4 separate regions of the Homo sapiens genome follow, and regions 1, 3 and 4 are each linked to region 2. Evidence: chromatin loops called from intact Hi-C (ENCODE). Cell type or tissue: A673. All regions are shown on one strand.

What was found. A loop is a pair of places that touch in the nucleus more often than their neighbours do. Peaks named below come from ENCODE experiments on the same cell type or tissue, not always from the same donor. Only the 100,000 strongest peaks of a DNase experiment are listed, where the experiment ranks them.
Region 1: it touches region 2 in a loop (4-fold over the local background); 60 of 110 quality-filtered maps call a loop at or near these places.
Region 3: a loop joins it to region 2, with 13 times the contacts of the local background. A loop is called at or near these places in 28 of 110 quality-filtered maps.
Region 4: it touches region 2 in a loop (7-fold over the local background); 47 of 110 quality-filtered maps call a loop at or near these places.

What each region holds. Positions count from the first base shown.
Region 1 is chr1:58,045,304-58,050,303 of GRCh38, reverse strand. It overlaps a transcript of DAB1 not described here and the pseudogene HNRNPA1P6. Among named protein-coding and RNA genes, the nearest start is that of DAB1-AS1, 190 kb to the right of the region's middle. In A673, CTCF peaks have their summits at 2,650 and 2,849 (motif pointing right); a DNase peak (open chromatin) is centred at 2,883.
Region 2 is chr1:56,829,578-56,834,577 of GRCh38, reverse strand. No RefSeq gene overlaps it. Among named protein-coding and RNA genes, the nearest start is that of FYB2, 13 kb to the right of the region's middle. In A673, a CTCF peak has its summit at 2,519 (motif pointing left); DNase peaks (open chromatin) are centred at 2,127 and 2,497; H3K27ac peaks cover 857 bases.
Region 3 is chr1:56,965,767-56,970,766 of GRCh38, reverse strand. C8B (complement C8 beta chain) reads left to right here and starts at 4,752. Exons shown (of 12, transcript NM_000066.4): 1 at 4,752-4,910. The coding sequence starts at 4,819. LOC112267900 (a long non-coding RNA gene) reads right to left here. Exons shown (of 8, transcript XR_007066117.1): 2 at 1,011-1,187. In A673, a CTCF peak has its summit at 2,323 (motif pointing right); a DNase peak (open chromatin) is centred at 2,346.
Region 4 is chr1:58,161,271-58,166,270 of GRCh38, reverse strand. It overlaps a transcript of DAB1 not described here. Among named protein-coding and RNA genes, the nearest start is that of DAB1-AS1, 300 kb to the right of the region's middle. In A673, CTCF peaks have their summits at 2,894 and 3,094 (motif pointing right); a DNase peak (open chromatin) is centred at 3,130.

The DNA of each region.
Region 1 (5,000 bases), 1.2 Mb before region 2:
CTGTTTAATATCTTCCAATAGCTCCATGCTCTTTGAATATAGTACCAAACTCTTATAGGCTCACGAGAGCCTGTTGTAACTGGCCCGATAAATTTCAGACTCATTGCTTTTTCTTTCTGTTCTGGACTGTATTACTTTCAGATGCTCAACTGATCTATGTTCTCTTTTAACTCAGGGCCTTTGTACGTGCTATTCTGTTGGCCTAGAATACTGCCTTATACACCCTCTACACTTCTCCATACAATCCTCTATCTAGATGATCTCTACTCATTGTTATGGTCTCCATTTAATATCACTTCTTTAGAGTTCCCTGCATGAGATTCCATACGGTTCCCAACTTCATGCCTTCATGGTTTCCTGCATGCCCCCTTTTCAAACACTAATGGTTTTTTCAAAATAATTTCTTTCCCTACCAGGCTAAAAGCCCCAAGAAAGGAGAGGTGGATTCTATTTTGTTCACTGCTGTGTGTGTGTGTGTGTGCATATGCGTGTATGCCAGGCATATAATATGTATTCAATAAGTATCTATTGAATAAATAGTGATCATGTAATACTAAAACTATCCTGCAATGTGAGGTATCATTTCTATTTTTCAGATAAGAAGACTAAAATCTAAAGAGACTAAATTTCAAACTCAAGGTCATATAGCAAATAACATAGTTAAGAGTCAAATCTAAGTCTGGATCCAAAATCCATGCTCTTTCTTCTATTCCAAAATAATTTTCTCCAGCTAATCAAATATTCTACTTACCAGCAGGTCACAACCTATGTCATATACTTGGTTCTAATTTGGAAAGAATTATAATTTACCAGACACAATCAATTCCTTCTGCAATGATGCAGAAGGCCCCATAGAACCTTTCAATGTGGTTGCTGAATGACTCTGAGCATAATTATTATCGGAAAGAAGTGCAAAAATAGTTCAGGTTAAGATACATTCGTCAGCTTGCTCCTTTCTGCCCGTGGATGCCGCCGAAGAAGCATCGTTAAAGTCTCTCTTCTCCCTGCCATCCTGTCTAAGTCAGAGTCTCCTAAAGAGCCCGAACAGCTTAGGAAGCTCTTCACTGGAGGGCTGAGCTTTGACACCACTGATGAGAACCTGAGAAGCCATTTTGAGCAATAGGGAACGCTCACGGACTGTGTGGTCCTGAGAGATCCAAACACCAAGTGCTCCGGGGGCTTTGGGTTTGTCACATATGCCACTGTGGAGGAGGTGGATGCAGCCACAAATGCAAGGCCACACAAGGTGGGTGGAAGAGTTGTGGAAACAGAGAGCTGTCTCAAGAGAAGATTCCCAAAGACCAGGTGCCCACTTAACTGTGAAAAAGGTATTTGTTGGTGGTTTTAAAGAAGACACTGAAGAACATCACCTAAGAGATTATTTTTAACAGTTGGAAAAATGGAAGTGATTGAAATCATGACTGACTGAGGCAGTGGCAAAGAAAAAGGGGCTTTGCCTTTGTAACCTTTGACAACCATGATTCCGTGGATAAGACTGTCATTCAGAAATACTATACTGTGAATGGCCACAACTGTGAAGTTAGGAAAGCCCTGTCAAAGCAAGAGATGGCTAGTGTTTCATCCAGCCAAAGAGGTGAAGTGGTTCTGGAAACTTTGGTGGTGGTCGTGGAGGTGGTTTCAGTGGGAATGACAACTTTGGTTGTGGAGGAAACTTTAGTGGTCATGGTGGCTTTGGTGGCAGCTGTGATGTCAGTGGATATGGTGGCAGTGGGGATGGTTATAATGGGTTTGGCAATTATGGTGGTTATGGAGGAAGTGGCCCTGGTTACTCTGGAGGAAGCAGAGGCTATGGAAGTGGTGGACAGGGTTATGGAAACCAGGGCAGTGGCTATGGCGGGAGTGGCAGCTATGACAGCTATAACAATAGAGGTGGAGGTAGCTTTGGCAGTGGCAGTGGAAGCAGTTTTGGAGGTGGTGGAAGCTACAGTGATTTGGGCAATTAAAACAATCAGTTTTCAAATTTTGGACCCATGAAGGGGGGAGATTTTGGAGGCAGAAGCTCTGGCCCCTATGGCGGTGGAGGCCAATACTTTGCCAAACTGTGAAACCAAGGTGGCTATGGCGGTTCCAGTAGCAGCAGTAGCTGTGGCAGTGGCAGAAGATTTTAATTAGGAAACAAAGCTTAGCAGGAGAGAAGAGCCAGAGAAGTGACAGGGAAGCTATAGGTTACAACAGATTTGTGAACTCAGCCAAACACAGTGGTGGCAGGGCCTAGCTGCTGCAAAGAAGACATGTTTTAGACAAATACTCATGTATATGGGCAAAAAACTTGAGGACTATATTTGTGACTAATTGTATAACAGGTTATTTTAGTTGCTGTTCTGTGGAAAGTGTAAAGCATTCCAACAAAGGGTTTTAATGTAGATTTTTTTTTGCACCCATGCTGTTGATTGCTAAATGTAATAGTCTGATCGTGATGCTGAATAAATGCCTTAAAAAAAGTAGTTCAGGTTATTTATGTTTCCTTTTTCTTGGATGCCGGATAAACAGTTGTTGACTGGACTTTCAACTCAGGCAGAGAGATGATCTAGTTAAGTTCCTGGCCTGAGAGAGTGTCAATAGAAGAGCCCATATTTCTCACATGTATGGAATTGCGTGAAGATCTTTCATTTATTCTACTCTGCTGTAATTCAATGTGATTACTTTGACTAGTGAATGAGAGGTGGCTCTTTAACCATAAACAAGCGAATGGGTTAAAAAAAATCAAAATTAGTATCTATGCTTTCAATGAGAGGAGTGAAGGGGCTATGATAAAGATTAGTAGGACACAGGGGCTGGTGGCTTCATTGCACCCACACCCCTCATTTGTGAGATGCCACTCACCTGTACATCCACCAGAGGGCAGCAGCAGCAGCGAAGGCCCACCTCCCTGGTGCCACACTTCACACCACACTGTCCAACCACACGTGGCTATTGGGCACCTGAAATGTGGCTAGTGCCACTTGTTGAAATGATAACAGTTTGGATATGTTGAAAGATAACAGTTTAGATATATTGGATTAAAGAAAATATATTATTAAAATTCATTTCACCTGTTTTTTTATTTTACTTAAATGTGGCTAAGTGGCAAATTTAAGGTGACATATGTGGCTTGCATTCATAGCCCATGCTATATTTCTTTTGGGTGAAACTGCTTGACACAATCCATGGCATAATAAAACAGAATTTCCAAAATAACTAAAGTTTGAATCTCATTTTCAGGCTATGTATATATTATACAAATATCATGTCATGGTAAGAATTTGGAGGGATCTTGGAGCTTGTCCTTATTTTACAGCTAAAGAAACTGAGGCTCAAAGAGATGAAGCAACTTTGCCCAAGGTCACACAACCAGTAAGTGGCACGGCTGGGCTTTGAACTTCAGTTTCAAACAAAATCAGTTCTTCTCCACTCAGTGAGTGGCCCAGAAATTGTAGGTATCCCTGGACTTAAAGAGTGTACCTCTGAGAGCTCCCATCCCTCTATCCCCAGCACCAGTGGCTGGCACATGGCAGGAGCTCTGTTCTACAGCATCCAGTCTGTGTGAGATGCTTTGTTTACTGCACCACACAAAGGATACCAAGACAAGTGCTGCTCAGGCTCTGTTCTCTGGAAGCTCATGGCATAGTAGAGAAGATACCAGATGGACAGTAACCAATTAAAATTGTAAAACAAGTTCTAGCTAAGTACCTTGAAACTAATGTGGAAATGTGTTCAACCTCATTAGTAATTTAAAAAATGCAAATAAAAATAATGATATGACATTGTACTTTACTCACATCCTTCCTAGTTTCAGAGGGCCTTAAAGTAGTTCATAATCCTACCTTCGAAAAAAAAATCAACAGAAAATAAAATCAACAACAAAAAAAGAAGTTCTTCTTTATGTAAATGTGTTCTATGGGAGGGACAAGATGTCACCCAAGTAAATGATTTGGACGATATAAACATTTCAATTGCCGTGATGTCCTTTGCCTCAGTTTGCTTAGCTTTGAGAAAAGAAGTTAGTTATAGCCAATTGGATATTTGATATACACTAGGAAAAATATTTATCTTTATTTAGTTTAAGAAAATCCAGAATTCCCAGGCTTTTCTTCAGTATCAAAATGGAAAACTTACTTAACAGAAGAAACCAAAACTTATTCTGTCTCTGGTATCTACCACAGGACTTTACATATATCATGGACTTAACTCAATAAAGCCTTGCTGAATACAGGAAGGTACCTGCATTTATTCTATGCCAGTTATGTGCCCATATACCTTAACAGGCCTCTTTCTATAAATAAGGTCATTTAATAACCTTAAAACCCTGAAAATTTTAGTCTCCATTTTCAGATAAATAACAGAGGCTCCAAAAAAAAAAAAAAAAAATTGATAATCTTGCCCAAATCCCTAATTACCAGGGAGCAGAGCTGCAATTTGGACCCATAATGTATTTTGTTCCAAAGCTTGCATCTCTATGCTGTGTGAAAGGATAGGAGAATAAATGGAAAAAAAGAGAAGGAACAAAGGGGAAAAAGGGAAAAGAGGCAAAAAGGGAGAGAAAGGAGGCAAGAGAAGGATGGAGATGAAAACAAAGATGCAAGGGAAGAAAGGGGTGAGTGAGTATGGATTTCTACCTCTTTCAGCACATAGTCTAAAAAGAAAGATAAAGAGAAGGGTCAAAGCTTCCCTGGAAAAAAAATATTCCTAGCAATTTGGAGAGACAGTTTTTAAAATGGCAGGTTAGGAATTCATCTACTGTCGAAGGCTTGGCTCTCAGAAGTTCCCCCAGGATGGTTTCTTCTCTTGCCACCTCATTATCGCCGGGAACAATCTGCATGGCCAGTAATGAGAGGATCTTAATGCCGGCAGTCTCAAGAGTGGGTAACAGCCCCGCTCGCGGAGTTGGGGTCACAGGTTCAGGCCTGGATGCTGTGGAGAGAGCTGCGTGAAGCTGCAGACCGTCCCCCTGGACCAGCAGTCCATTAGCCCTTACCCCCTCGGTATGGCAGTAATGAGTA
Region 2 (5,000 bases):
CACTGAGCTGACCCCCAGAGTCCTGGTAATCTTCAGAATGCCTGCAACTCACCTTCTTCCAAGCTCTACACGTTGCACCTCCAAGTTCCCTAGACACTAGCTATCTTAGTCCATTCGGGCTATGATAACCCAGAATACTCATAGACTTGGTGGCTTAAACAACAAGCATTTTATTTCTCACATTGCTAGAGGCTGGGAAGTCCAAGATCAAGGCCCCAGCAGATTCAGTGTCTAGTGAAAACCCACATCCTTGTTCACAGACACCAGCTTCTCACTGTAACCTCACATGGTGGAAGCAGTGAGGTAGCTCTCCATGGCCCCCTTTTTTTTATATATTATACTTTAAGTTCTAGAGTACATGTGCAAAATGTGCAGGTTTGTTACATATGTATCCATGTGCCAGTTGGTGTGCTGCACCCATCAACTTGTCATTTACATTAGGTATATCTCCTAATGCTATCCCTTCCCCCTCCCCCCACCCTACGACAGGCCCCAGTGTGTGGTGTTCCCCTTCCTGTGTCCAAGTGTTCTCATTGTTCAATTCCCACCTATGAGTGAGAACATGTGGTGTTTGGTTTTTTGTCCCTGCGATAGTTTGCTGAGAATGATGGTTTCTAGCTTCATCCATGTCCCTACAAAGGACATGAACTCATCCTTTTTTATGGCTGCATAGTATTCCATGGTGTAAATGTGCCACATTTTCTTAATCCAGTCTATCATTGATGGACATTTGGATTGGTTCCAAGTCTTTGCTATTGTGAATAGTGCCATGGCCCCTTTTATAATAGCACTAATCCCATTTGTAAGGGCTCCACTCTCATAACCTTAGCACCATCCAAAGGCCCCGCCTCCAAATATCATCACATCGGGGGTTAGGATTCAACTTATGAATCTGGGGGGCACACAAACATTCAGTCGTTTGCCCCAGCAGAGGCTCTGAGCTTTATCAGCTCTTATTGTTCTGCTTGTCACACAGTCAGGAAAAGGTCTCCAAGTAGTCACAGCAGCTGATGGGAGCCTTGGTTTACAGGTTCACATTCCCACTGCCTGCTGCTTTGTTCCCTGTGCTTGAGAAAAAGGCCTTCTCAGCTCAGTGAAGGGCCTCAGTTCTCTGGAGAACACATAGCCCTGGAAACATGCTTTTTCTTTAGAGCTAAGGGATTCGGTAAGCCTGCCTCCACACCCGAGCGGGTCCACCTTCACCCACTCCTCATCCCTACAATGGCTTCAAAGCAAAACCTCATTCATCCAGGCCCACAGACTCAGAATATGTGACAATGTAGAATCCAGCAACTCTGTTCAAATGTATTTGTTGCCATCTGTAGGGAAACAAGAGACCTTATCAAAGTAGAAAGCTAACATTTATTGAGCTAGGTACTCATGTATACTGTCTCATTCCAGGTTTGTGTTCATTCTGGGAGATAGGTATTGTATTATAGAAACCGAAGATGGAGGAGGTTCAGTTATTTGCCCAAAGTCTCAGTTTTACTGACTCACAGAGGCAAGGTTCAGGCTCTGTTTTTCTGGAGTCAAGGAACCATGCTTGTCCCATCACACGACACTGCTGCTTGGCAAGAGAGTGATGCTCATACAATTGATTGGAAAGAATAGGAGGGCTCTTTGAAAACAACAATTTTGTTTATTAGAAGAGGATCTCTTCTGGCTGGAAGTAGTGATTCATACCTGTAATCCCAGCACTTTGGGAGGTTGAGGCAGGAGGACACATTTTCTTGAGCCCAGGAGTTTGAGGCCAGCCTGGGCAACATAGCGAAACACACACACACACACACACACACACACACACACACACACACACACACACATTCTCTCTCTCTCTCTCTCTCTCTGTGTGTATATATATATGTCTGTGTGTATGTATATATATATACATACATATATGAGAATATCTTCTGAGCTTCATTATTATATTGTATGCCTACAGAGTTAGAAATAATAAAACTATATTTCCTAAAACAATTTGCTATTGCTCACTATTCAGTTGTTTGGACAAGAGTACTCTGACTCACTTCCCTTGTGCTGTGGAAAGAATGAGAGTTATACACAGTGTTACTGCACACGCATCACACACATACCTTCCAGTCGCCTTCCCCAGCCCATCAAATTCCACAGCCTTCAGGGCAAATATCTCATGCCCACTAGGGCCAGAATTCACATCCTCTGATTTGGGTTTTAAAGACAAAGATTTACACAGGGTAACAATCTTTTTTTTTTTTTTTTTTTTTTTTTTTTGCTGTGGTTGTCTCCAATTTCCCATTGTCTGAATCATAGCCATGGAATAAAGTGCATCTTTTTCTAACATAGAATATATTACTCCTGAAATAGTAGGAAATGTTGATAATTGCCTTTTATTGGACTTACAAATAATTTATAAGTTGGTCCGGTTAAAAAAAAAAAGTATCATAGTCTTTTATTTCTTTCGTTTCTTCCTCCAGGCTAGAAGCAACCTCTAAAAATAGCTACCTGTGCAGGGATGGGCCTAGCGCTCCCCCTGGTGGTCATAGTGCAGGATTGCGGCTTCCGTAAATGGACCTGAAGCGGCAGACCCTGCATTTGAATTAATTCTTTCTCCCCTAAGTACACAGAGAAATGTGATTTGTTCTTCCCAGTCATGCCTGCATTACAGAGCACTTCTGCTTATAAAGTCCATCTGCTTTGAGGGTAAGTAAATGATCAATTCCTCATATACATTATTATGTGGTGAACATTTTTCTCAAGTAACAACAGCCTCTGTGGTTCTATCAAATGTCAGGGGGGCTGGGGGTTTCTTCTTCCCTTAAGAAGATACTGAGGGAAGAAATATCAGCTGACCTTTGCATAAGCAGTGTAACTACGTATGGAGGGGATTAGCTAAATACGACTGTGTATGGGGGGTGGAGGCGGAGGAGAAAAAGGAAGAGAAGCAAGAGAAACAGACGCGGAAGGAGTCGGTAGAACGAGACGGTTAGCTTAGAATCCCGGCCCCACTTACAAGCTGCACCAGGAGGGATCCTGGGATGGCCCTCCACAGGGGTGACAGGGAGATGCTCGCCCTCTTCCTCTGGGCACGAAGAAGACTGTTCCCCAGCCTCCCTTGCAGTTGGCCACGCTACTAGATTCTGGACAGTAGGACGTGGGCAAAAGTGATGCCACACTTCCAGGCCTTACCTCTGAAGCTTCCCTGAAGATTTTTCACACACTCTGTCTCTAAATCCACACCAACGGAAACAAAATATTCCAAAACGTCAGGATCACACAAGGGAGGTGAACCAAATCCATGAATCATCATCTAAAGGACACCCACCCAGGAAAGCCACCTAATTCTCATTAGATTGTGATGTGAGCAGGAAATACTCATATATATGGTAAAGTGCTGAGATATGATGACTGTTTGTTAGAGCAGCCAGGTTCAACTACCCTGACTATTAAAGGAAGTCACTGAATCCCCCTGGGCCACCATTTCCTCATCTAAAGATAGGGTAAATATATAAAGAATCAACAAAACAATGTATGTGAAAACATTTGGCATCTATCAGGGCTGAATAAATGCTGATTTAAAAGCTATCGTGAGGCCGGGCGCGGTGGCTCACGCCTGTAATCTCAGCACTTTGGGAGGCCGAGGCGGGCGGATCACGAGGTCAGGAGATCGAGACCATCCTAGCTAACATGGTGAAACCCCGTCTGTACTAAAAATAGAAAAAATTAGCCGGGCGTGGTGGCGGGCGCCTGTAGTCCCAGCTACTCGGGAGGCTGAGGCAGGAGAATGGCATGAACCTGGGAGGCGGAGCTTGCAGTGAGCCGAGATGGCGCCACTGCACTCCAGCCTGGACGACAGAGCAAGACTCCGTCTCAAAAAAAAAAAAAAAAAAAGCCATTGTGCTTCACACAAGCAATATTTTCATGCTGGAAGAGCATTTTTGTGGCTATTACCCAGGTTTTTATTTGTAAGAAAAAGAAGATCCAACTCCAATGGGCGAACTGAAAGGGGATTTTATTGGCTTCCAGAGCTGGAAACTTCAAGCCTAGATGAAGCCTTAGACCTGGTTTAATCCATTCAGCAACTCAAGGACCACTCTTTATTCTGCTTGGTAAAGCTTCATTCTTAACCTGACTCCCCTGATGGTCAAAGATGGCTGTCAGCAGCTCCTGCTACTACATGTTCCTAGTGAGCTTTAAGGGCAAGAGGAAACCCCATCCCAATATTTCGAGAAAAAAAATCCCCTGATTGGACTGGCTTAGATCATATGCTTACAAGTGAACCCATCCCTTTGTTGAGATGGAGAATATGTGCTGATGAACTGCCAATCAGTTCCCACATTTGGGGCTGGTGGGAATCTGATTGGTGGAGGCAGGGGGGGAGGGACGGAGGGGGAGGAACCAGCTTTTCCTTAACTCACAGAGGGATTTAAGTGGGAGTGGGGGAAGTATGAAAGCACACATTTTTTTTTTTAATAATGTTTTAAAGCCGAGGGAAAGGGGAGCAGGGATAAGTGTATTCTAGCGAGTCTACCAAAAATGGGTGCCACAATTGGTATGTTTTTTTTCCCTTGACGTAAGAAAGAAGTTGTAGGGGTAGATGGTTAATATTATTTTGTGATCACTCAGAATGGTCATTTAACCTTTCAGAAATCTGTAAGTTAACTGGACATTATGGGTTTCAACTTCCTAACCTCTGACAATGAGTTTCCTAAAATATCCTCAGATATCGACTTCTTGAAATATGCTCAGATTTTGACTTCCTGTCTCTCTTGACAGTGCAGTGTTTTTTTTTTTAAAGTTTTGTAAGAATAATTTAATTCCTTGCTCTTCTGCTTTTCCTCCCTCTTTATTTCTTTGTATTGTCCTTTGATTTTGTGCAAGTGTTTTAGAAAGCATAAGGTTCTGTACAAATGGGAGGGATTTTTCTTCTCCTCTGCTCTTCATGCCTAAGGTAAATCATATGATACTTAATCATAAAATCATGAGACTGATTTTTTAAACAGACTACTTAGATATTCGAATGA
Region 3 (5,000 bases), 140 kb before region 2:
CTAATCCATTCTCTACACTGTAGCAAGAGTAATCTCTCAAAGAAAGCAGTCCCTTTTCTTCTCCTCCTAACACCCTTCAATAGCTTCTCTTGCAGTTTGGATAAAATCCATGTCATTAGCATGCTCATCAGGCCCTACCTGATATGGCTCCTGCCTGCCTCTCCTGTTTCATTTCTTTCCATTGCTCATGCTGAACTCTGTGCTACAGCAACACTGAATGGCTTATGGTTCCCACAGACCCAGTGACCTTCCTCACCTTTGGATCATAACTTTGATGACCCCTTTATCTGTAATGCCACATGCCCTCCCTTTCATTTGCTAACTCCTCTTTAACCCTTAAGTGTCACCTCATTCCTGAGAATACTTTTCCAATGGCCACACACATACTTCGCTGATGCCTGAGCTATGCTGTGTAAACCTCTCTCATTGTCACACTGTACTGCTGTGATGTTTTACTGTGCCTGCCCATCTCACTAAGCTGTGAGCTTTCATAGGGAAGGTCCATTACACACTCATCTTTATACCCAGTCAAGTAGCATTGCACTTGGCATCTAGTAGGTGCTCAATAAATGATTGTTGAAGTGTTTTATCAACAAGCCTGCATTTGAAACTCAGTAAACTACAGCTTAGAGGGCTTAAGGGGTTGGTCCAGGATATAAACTAAGTCACAGGAGAAATGAGATGTCTCAGTCTTTCTGAATCCTCAAATACTTCACACTATATCACATGATCTTCAAAAGGAGACAGATAATTATGTTGGCTGAAAAAGTTGTATCTCTTGAGGAAATGTTTTGTTTTGTTTTACTTCTTTTAAATCTTAAGTCCTTTTGAGAATCTCAGGAAAGTTATGGATTTTTCCCCCAGAAAAATGTATATACACACCAAATTTTTTATGCAATGTAAGAATATATTAAAAGTATATTGGTCAGAATGGGGTAGGTATTATTGCAGCAACAATAAACCACCAAATCCCAATAACATAGCACAACAAAAGTTGAATTCTAACTCACATGAAGTCCTTTATGGGTCAACATGGGCTCTCCTCCATCCAATGACTCAGGGGTTTAGGCTTCCTTCACCATAAGACATTGTTCTGTCAACACATGCTTCCAAATCCACAGGACAGAAGACAGAAATGGACAGGGCACACTGGCTCTTAAGTGCTTCAGCCCGAAAGTGTCACATGTCTGTAAGAAATTGCCGAATGTCCACGAATTCCTTCCAAAATTGTAGGCATACCCCTTTGCAATGTGACTCTGCTCTTCCTCCCATCAACAGGTATAAGCTCTGTCTCTAGCTCTTGAATGTGGGCTTGGCCATTGCTTCAGCCAAGGAGACATTAAGAAACATCAGGCAAGCAGAAGTTTGGAAAGCACTTGTGCACTGGGGCTTGTCTTTTCTTGCTGCTTTTTGAAACCATTAGATCACCCTGAGATCAAGCCTGAGTTAGTCTATTTGGAGTCATGTGGCCCATTTACTTCATCACTTCAGCCAACAGCCAGTGCTAACTGACAGACAGAATGAATCATCAGGCAGGTGAGTAAGGCCATCCTGGACCAACCAGGCTCCTGCTGACCTACCAGTTGGCTGAACCAAGGCAAGGCCAGCACCCATTTTAGCCTAGGCCTATTTGATGACCCAAGGAATTGTGAGCTGATAAATGATGATTGTTTTAGTCTACAATTTTGGGATTATTTGTTATGCAGCAAAAGCTAACTAATACAAAAATAGGTACCAGGAGTGGAGTGCTGCCATAGCAGAAACATGAAAAGTGGCATTGGCTGTGGAACTGGGTGGAGCCTGGAAAATCAGTCAATAAAAGTTGGAAAAACAACAAACTGTTAGTGGATCCGCAGACCTAGAGTTACAAATTCCTTCATATCGTTTAAAGGCCTAGAGACATATGATCAGTTTCAAAGCTCTCGCATGGTCAGAGATGAGATCTATAGCCCTGAGTAAGAGCAGCTAGACCAGAAGAGCAGTGTGGTGTGATAACTGTGAAGACTTAAAGCAGTGCTGGCACATCCTAAGGGCAAGGGGAAGCTTCAGAGCTAGAAAAAGGAGCATTTAGGAGTCAGAAAAAAAAGTGTATCAAGCCAAAGATGTCCTACTAACCAGCTGTGGAAACAGCTGTGAAGCCCCATCTTAGAGGCTTGGAAGATGATATTATGTTTCTTGGCTTATTGTCAAAATCAAACAAGATGATGTATGGGAAAACTGTTAAATTGTTAAGAACTGTCCCTGAAAAATATGTGTATTACTATCACTAAAGCCTGAGGCTGCCGTCCTCCAGGCGGGATCTCAGGTGAGCTGCACTGGGAAACCACCAGGGGGCGCGATGAGGTTGGAACTCCGGGAGACCTGGGGGCGCCTGGAGCGTTAAGAACCCCAGGGGAATCTATTGGGAAGGCTTTCTTGAGCAAGTGACATTAATATAAAACTCGAATAATGAGTCGTATTTAGCTAAGTGGCACATACTCTGGACAGAAGGAACGGCATGCAAAAATCCTGGAGGTGAGAGAGCACAGGATTCACTCGTGTAACTGTCCTCTCTAAACCTGCAGGCTCCTCCGTGAGTACATCAGGTTGAGGAGGTCGAAGGGGAGCCCTGTCTTCTAAGGGTTTGGCTTCTCTTAAAGGCAGGCAGATAGGAGACAGGACATGGATCTTTCTTGAAACACAAGTTTCTGCTTGTTTACAAATGATTAACCACCACAATCAATTGCGTCAAAGTTCAGGTCAATTCATCCTTTGGGACAACGGTGACATGGAGTCTTGCACCTAGGCTTATGACAACTGGAATGCATCCTGGGTGGTCTGGCAGCAGAACTTGTGTTCTGTGTTTTGGACACAATTAATGTGAGAGGACTACCATCTTCTGTGGCTTTCCCATCCATCCCCTCACTATACTTCCTTATTTGATTCTCCAACCCCAACCCAGCTACTCGGCAGGGGTGGCAGGAGGGGGAGGCTTCCCGTTTTGTACGTTCAAACCCAAAACAAACTTATCAAGTAGGTAGTAATGAATTATTATCCCTATTTCACAGATGAGAAAACAGAGTCTTAGAGAAACTCTGTAACTGTGTTTAAGGAAAGCAAATCCAGTGTTCTTTCTACTAGCCCACCCTCATACCTTGCAAGCTGCCTCTCCCATGTGAGGTTCCTCACCCACATCTGCAATAGCAAAAGCAACAGGACGCCATCCAACACGTGGACTCAGCCCTTTATGCGTTGCAGGTTGGTTTTGTAAATGCCAGGTTGGTGCAGTTTGGACTTTAATATGTTGATTCTGGGGAGTCAGGGATGGTTTTCAGGAAGGTAGGTTTGAGAACCTCAGTCATTTGTATCTTTTGGGATGCAAACAATAACAACAACAGCACATATATATTTAGATAATTATTTTCATGTAGTTATTTCCTGGGTTTTTTTTGTTTTGTTTTGTTTTGTTTTATTTTGAGACGGAGTCTCGCTCTGTCACCCAGGCTGGAGTGCAGTGGCGCGATCTCGGCTCACTGCAAGCTCTGCCTCCCAGGTTCACGCCATTCTCCTGCCTCAGCCTCCCGAGTAGCTGGGACTACAGGCGCCCAACACCATGCCTGGCTAATTTTTTTTGTATTTTTGGTAGAGACGGGGTTTCACCATGTTAGCCAGGATGGTCTCGATTTCCTGACCTCGTGGTCCGCCCGCCGCGGCCTCCCAAAGTGTCATGTAGTTATTTCTATAATGCCTATTTGTTCAACAATTACACATTTAGTATTTGGTCTGACTCTCCCAACTGTGAGTGGTAAGTTGTCATAGTCCTCCTAATTTTACATATGAAGAAACAGAATCAGAGACAGTCAATAAAAATACCAGCTCACTTATAGAGAGTGCACATAGAATGTGCCAGGCAATGTTCAACATGTTTTGAACATGTTGTGAAGATTAAATAAATCTAATTTATTTAATAATAATAATTATAATTAATTATAATTACAATAATAATTAATAATAATCTAATTTATTTAATCTTCACAACAACCCGGTGAGGTTGGTATTATTATTATCCCTGTTTTATTGATGAAGGAACTTAGGCCCAGAGAGGGTTAGTAATTTTCTCTGGCCACACAGCTGGTGAATCATACAGAAGCAATTTGAAGTCAGGTAGATGGGTTCTAGAGCCCTACAGCCTCTTACTGACTTGCTCAACATCATGTAACTGGAAAGAGGCAAACATGGAATTCAAACCTTGGCCTGTCTGACTCCAAACCCTGAATTCTACTAAGTAATAATAGCTGACATATCTGAGCGCTGAACATAGGCCTGTTCTAAACATTTCCTTATATTAACGTGTTTAATTCTCACCACTTAGCAAGTAAGGAGAGTAAGGCACAGAAGTAAAGCAACTTGCCCATAGTCCAAAGCTGTTAGGTTGGTGCAAAAGTAATTGTGGTTTTTGCCATTAAAAGCAATGACAAAAACTGCAATTACTTTTGCACCAACCTAGTCAGTGGCAGAGAATGTACTTGAACCCAGGCTGTCTAGACCTAGATCCCACAGTCCTTGCCACCTCACTAATAGCCTGTCCACTTGGCAGCTTACCCTAAAGTTACAGAGGAATAAACACCATGCTGCTACAGATTTTTCATTATTCTGGTTGGTTTCCAGAGTGACAGGTAAGTTTTTGGTCTGTGCAAAGTCTGTTTCCAGTCACTAGTGGCTTTCTGTTTACTTTGCAGAGCTATTTGCTCTTGGGGACAGAAGCTGACAGTGGCACTCACAGCACAGGCTTGTTATGGGTCTAGCAGCCTCTGTGGCATCTCCTGTCACATTGGGAAAATGAAGAATTCCAGGACATGGGCTTGGAGGGCGCCGGTGGAGCTATTTCTTCTCTGTGCTGCCCTGGGCTGTCTCAGTTTGCCTGGCTCCAGGTAAGTGACAGTTACCAATAATTCCCTGATCAATAATATGACAGGGAAGGTGCAGCCACATGATGCTGACCATCTCTTTGTTGCATGCCT
Region 4 (5,000 bases), 1.3 Mb before region 2:
TCTAAAACTAGATTGCAGTGATAGTTGCACGGTTATGTAAATTTACTGAAAATCTTGGAATTGTACACTTAAAACCAGTAAATTTTACAGTGTGTAGATTATATCTCAATAGAGCTTTAAAAATACAAAATCATATCTAGCTTGATGTATAGTCATTGATTAATAAATGTGACTTCTTCTCTTCCTCTTTAAGTACAGAGAGGCAAAATTGCATAGCAATTAAGAATCCAGGCCCTGAAGCTGAACCCTGGTCTTTCCACTTACTTACTAACCATGTGTCCTTAAAAACATTACTTAGTCTCTCTAAGGCTCAGGCTCTTCATGGTGAACTGAAAACAACAACAGCTATCTCATGGAGTTTTACAAAGAATTAAATGAGGCCACACACATAAGATGTGTAGCATACAGTAAGCCCACAATCAATGACAGCAACATAGTCTTCCAGATCCAGGACCTCCTGTCTGCCCATTTCTTATCTTTACAACAGTGGTTAAAACAGAGTTCTCTTTCCTCTTATTCTTCACTGATCCCCAAAACCTCTGCCCACTCTGGGATTTTCTCTACAAAATTTTAGTTGGTTTATAGGTCTATCCTGTGGTCTAGGCTTGGAATACTGCTTAGCATTATCTGAACATGAGTTGCTAGCCACTTATATGAGAGTGTCACTTGGAGGTAGATAAGCAACTTTAATAACACTCAACATGGTAACATGCATGCTCTGTTGTATCTACTTACATATGGGAAGCTCGCCGCCCTTTTGCAGATGTTATCAAGTGGCTTCTAAGGCATTCCTGTCAGGTAGAGGGAGCGAGGACCGAGAAGAGAGCCTCCTTTTGCAGACTGATAAAAGGATGTACAGAGAATCGGGGAGGTTTGCAGGAATTATATGGCAAACAGATGGAGAGAGGTGACTAATGGGAAGGAGGTCCTTGAGGGTTCCTCACACAGTGGGGTCACACTCTCACATCCCTCCGGGCCAGGCACTTGGTGAGTAATCTTGATGTAGAAAACCAGAGCAGGTTCAGTCTGCCTTTCACTTCCCCTCAGTGGAGAGAGTTCTGGGACACATCTGTCTGTCTTTACTTCAAGAAAAAGCAACAGTGTGAATGTGGCGATTAATGTGGTCCTATGGGCATTAGGCAGTGGTCAGGACCTTGGTGAGCTAGGGGGTCCGGGCCCCTTTCAAAAGGAGCATTTGTTAATCAGTCTCATTTTGTTTCCATGTGGAAATGGGGCCTAGAGTGGCCAGAACTATGCTTCCTTTAAAAGTTAGAAAATCAAGTTTTTGTGTGACATTTCCTAATTTTAAAATATTGCTAACATTTTTTTAAATGTTAGCCAAATGAAATACATCTACCAAATAGATATAACCCCAGACCTAACCCCTATTCTAAAGTAATCTTCTGTATTCATTATATATGTTAAGCAGATGCTGAAAGGAGCTCATGAGGATATAGTGGAGGGGATTCTTGCATTTAATAAAGGGTGGGATAGCTTATTATTGAGGACTCTTCCTTTTTGTTTTATTCTATTGTGTTAGAGAACTGGAGGTAGTGTCCAGGCCTAAGGCTGCAGCCACATCCTGGTTGTCCCAACACTCATCTCACTGGTAGCATTTCGTAATGTGTTATCATGTGTGCATGAGAATCACATCAATTTTTCCTTCATTGGCATGCTACATTTTAATAATTGTTCAGATTTCATTTTTTAAAAAAGGATGCTATTATAAGCTATAAAACTCAGAAGGGCTTTGAAAAATCAGAGCCGACTGGAAAAGCCTTTGCATTAAATGCCTGTTCTGAGTGGATGTGCTCATCTATACTTCAGATCAGAGAGATGTTTTTGAAGAAATACCATCAGCTATTTTGATATGTTCTTTGCTGACACATACTCACCACTGATTTCAGTATCTCCCAAGCCAACTTTGCAAAATAGAGAACTTAAGTGGAAATAAAGTTATCTGTATCCACTATTGCTTGGAGATGTGATGTAAAGCCTTAAAAGTGAATATGAGATTTGGAATTTAGAAAAGGAGCTCTTCTGACCTTTGATCACTCATCTTTTTTTTTTTTTTTTTTTTTAAGCTGAGCTCTCTTGAGTTGTTTAGTAGCTTTCATGGGCTAAATCTGTGAAATTCATTACCCTCCCCACACAGTGCATGGCTGATGATGTCTCCACTTAGTTTTGCTTTTTTCACTCATGTTTTTATTTTTAAGCCTAAGGGTTGCCACGTGTTTGCATAGCTCAGCAGTCAGAGTGGACAGAGGTTGTGTTCAAATACTTCAAGCTAGTAAGACTTTCTTGGAACTATGTGTGGGTAGAAAAGCATATTAAAAGTTTGGGTATTTTTCAAAGCTGTTCTGGCTTTGAATTTACACTGTGCTTTTTCTTGTGAGCTATGTGCATGTTCTCAGCCTCAAGATCAGCCAGGAGTGTGTGAACAGCTTATGCCAGATGAGCAGCCTCAGGCAGGAATACGTCTCTGTCAGACCAGTGGAGTTATTGACCCTCACTGCTGGCTGCCTTGGGTCATCACTTCTGCTGAAAATACACTTGAGCATGGGCATCTCCCACCTTTTTGAGCCTGGTGAGTCCACATTTACCTGGCAGAAAAGTTGTGGTCTTTAGGCTCATCCTGCCCTCTTCGAGCTTCCATATGGATTGGGAAGGAGTTCAGTCCCAGGCAAGCAGGCACCAGATTCCCCCTGTTCTGACCCAAAGTTCAGCAGATTTTCAAACATAAATGTTTCTCAGGTCGTTATATGCTGTTGTTCAACTTCCAACTCTGGGATGGTTGATTTTGCTAATTTTGTCCAGCTTTATAGATGTTGTGGAGAGAGAGGATTTGTCTATCTCTTCACTTGGCTATTCCTGGAACTTGTAATAGGTTTTGCTTTGCTTCACGCACTCCTGGCTACTGAGTCTTTCTCTCAAATGTCATTCCCATATCTACCGTCATGTCATTGCTTGCTCTGAGAACCGGACCTGCAATGTTTGTGCCAGTTACTAAGTTATTGGCACTTAGTTACAACGCTATCCTTTTGTTCTTAACTTCGTGATGAAATTTTTATCTTTGTCCACTGGCTCCCTCTTAGGCTCTGCCAGTAGAGGGTGCTAGAGGGAGACTCCATGACTGGATAGGGCCAGGCAGGACTTGCTCCTGGTTTGCTTCCCGGTTTTCGCAGGGCTAACTTAGAATAGGTTTCTCCACTTTGGCATTTTGGACTGAGTCATTCTTTCTTGGGGGATGGTGTCTCGTGTGTTGTAGGATGTTTAGCAGCACCCTGTCCTCTACCTACTAAATTGTAGTACCAATCCCTCAGTTGTGACAATTAAGACTGTCTTCAGACATTGCCAAATGTTCCCTGGAGGGCAAAATCGCCCCTGGTTTAGAACCACTGACCTAGAGTCTAGGTATAGACATACTTCTTCACTTTGGCAGCTGCAATTCCTTCCCTTGGCAGCAGCTGAATCCATTTTTGTAATAGACTATAATGTATACAGGCAATGTACACATATTCCTTATTATAATGTATACATACAATGTATACCACCTAGCCACTAAATAAGATGACTTACATCCATATTCATTGACTTTAAAAGATTTCTGTAACAGAATAATTGAAAAATAAAACAGGTTTCCAAAATAAAAAAGTAGAGTTTCAGTGTGAGTGTTTGTGAATGTGTTTGTGTATGCTGTGCAATTATGAATGCCTGGAAAGACCTTCGCTAAGGTGTTCAAGGAGGTGGGATTTTAGGAAACTTCTAGTCTCTTTGCGTTTTTCTGAATTGCTTGAATTTTCTGTATGTGCACAGGTTATTTTACAATGAAAACTGATGTAATTATACTTATTTAAAAGAAAAAGAAAGGCAGAAAGGAAGGTGGGGAGGAAATGAGTAACAGAAGGAAAAAAAGAATAGAGAAAAAAAAGAAAACAAGGTTGCTGTGGGCTGACAGAGACTTAAGAATAGCTATTATTTGGATCAGCCTTCTGAATTCATATACCTGGGTGCAGAGGTTTGACAGGATCGTTGTCAGTCTCGTATAGCACTGTCCTTTGGCATGATAAGAATATCCTCTTTTCCCGTTACTTTAAGGGCAAGATCTGCCTGTCAAGGCTGATTCTGCACTTTGAAGAATCATCCTTTATACCTCCCTCTCTTTCATGCCCTACATCCTATCTATCACCGAACATTGTTACCTCTTCCCCCTAAATAACCTGTCTCAGCCCCTCTGTACCTATTGTTACCTCCTCCCTTCTCTTCCCTGGACCATTGCAAAGCCTCCTAATTGGTTATCATGTTGTTGCTTTTGTACCCCTCAAATCCCATTCTTTATATTGCAGCCAGCCTAATCTTTCTAAAATGTAAATCTGACTATGTCATTCCCTAGCTTAAAAGCCTTAAATGGGTCTCCATCGAGAAGTAATAAAGTCAATAGTCTTGAACCAGGCTCTTGGTGACAATGCAGTAGTTAAGGAATGAATTCTGGAGTTCATAGCCAAGTTTTACTACTTACTAACTGAATGGCCTTGAACAAGTTAGTGAACCTCAGTTTTCTTTTCTGTGAAATGGGCATGATGACAGTATTTACTTGTATGATTACTGAGAAATTATATATATACATATATGTCTTTAAAACATGTATCTATATCTTTTAAATATATACATATACATATATGTTTAATCACAGAACAGTATTTGGCACTCAGTAAGTACTGATTAAATGTTACCTCATGTTATTGCCTGTCTTCGACTACTCTCAATTACTTACCCAGTGCTTCAGCTGCAATATAGTTTTGTAAAACACTTTGTTCTTCCAAACCTTTGTGATTCCAAATAATCCTGTTCCTGTTGCCTAAAATGCAAAGCCCAAGCTCTTTTCTTCTTCATCTTAAGGCATTCCCAAGTCCTAGAAATAAAAATCGTTTTATTCCACTTCCCAGGCTACTGTATGCATGTGTTCATGAATATGCATTGGGAATGTCTGTTTATAAGGC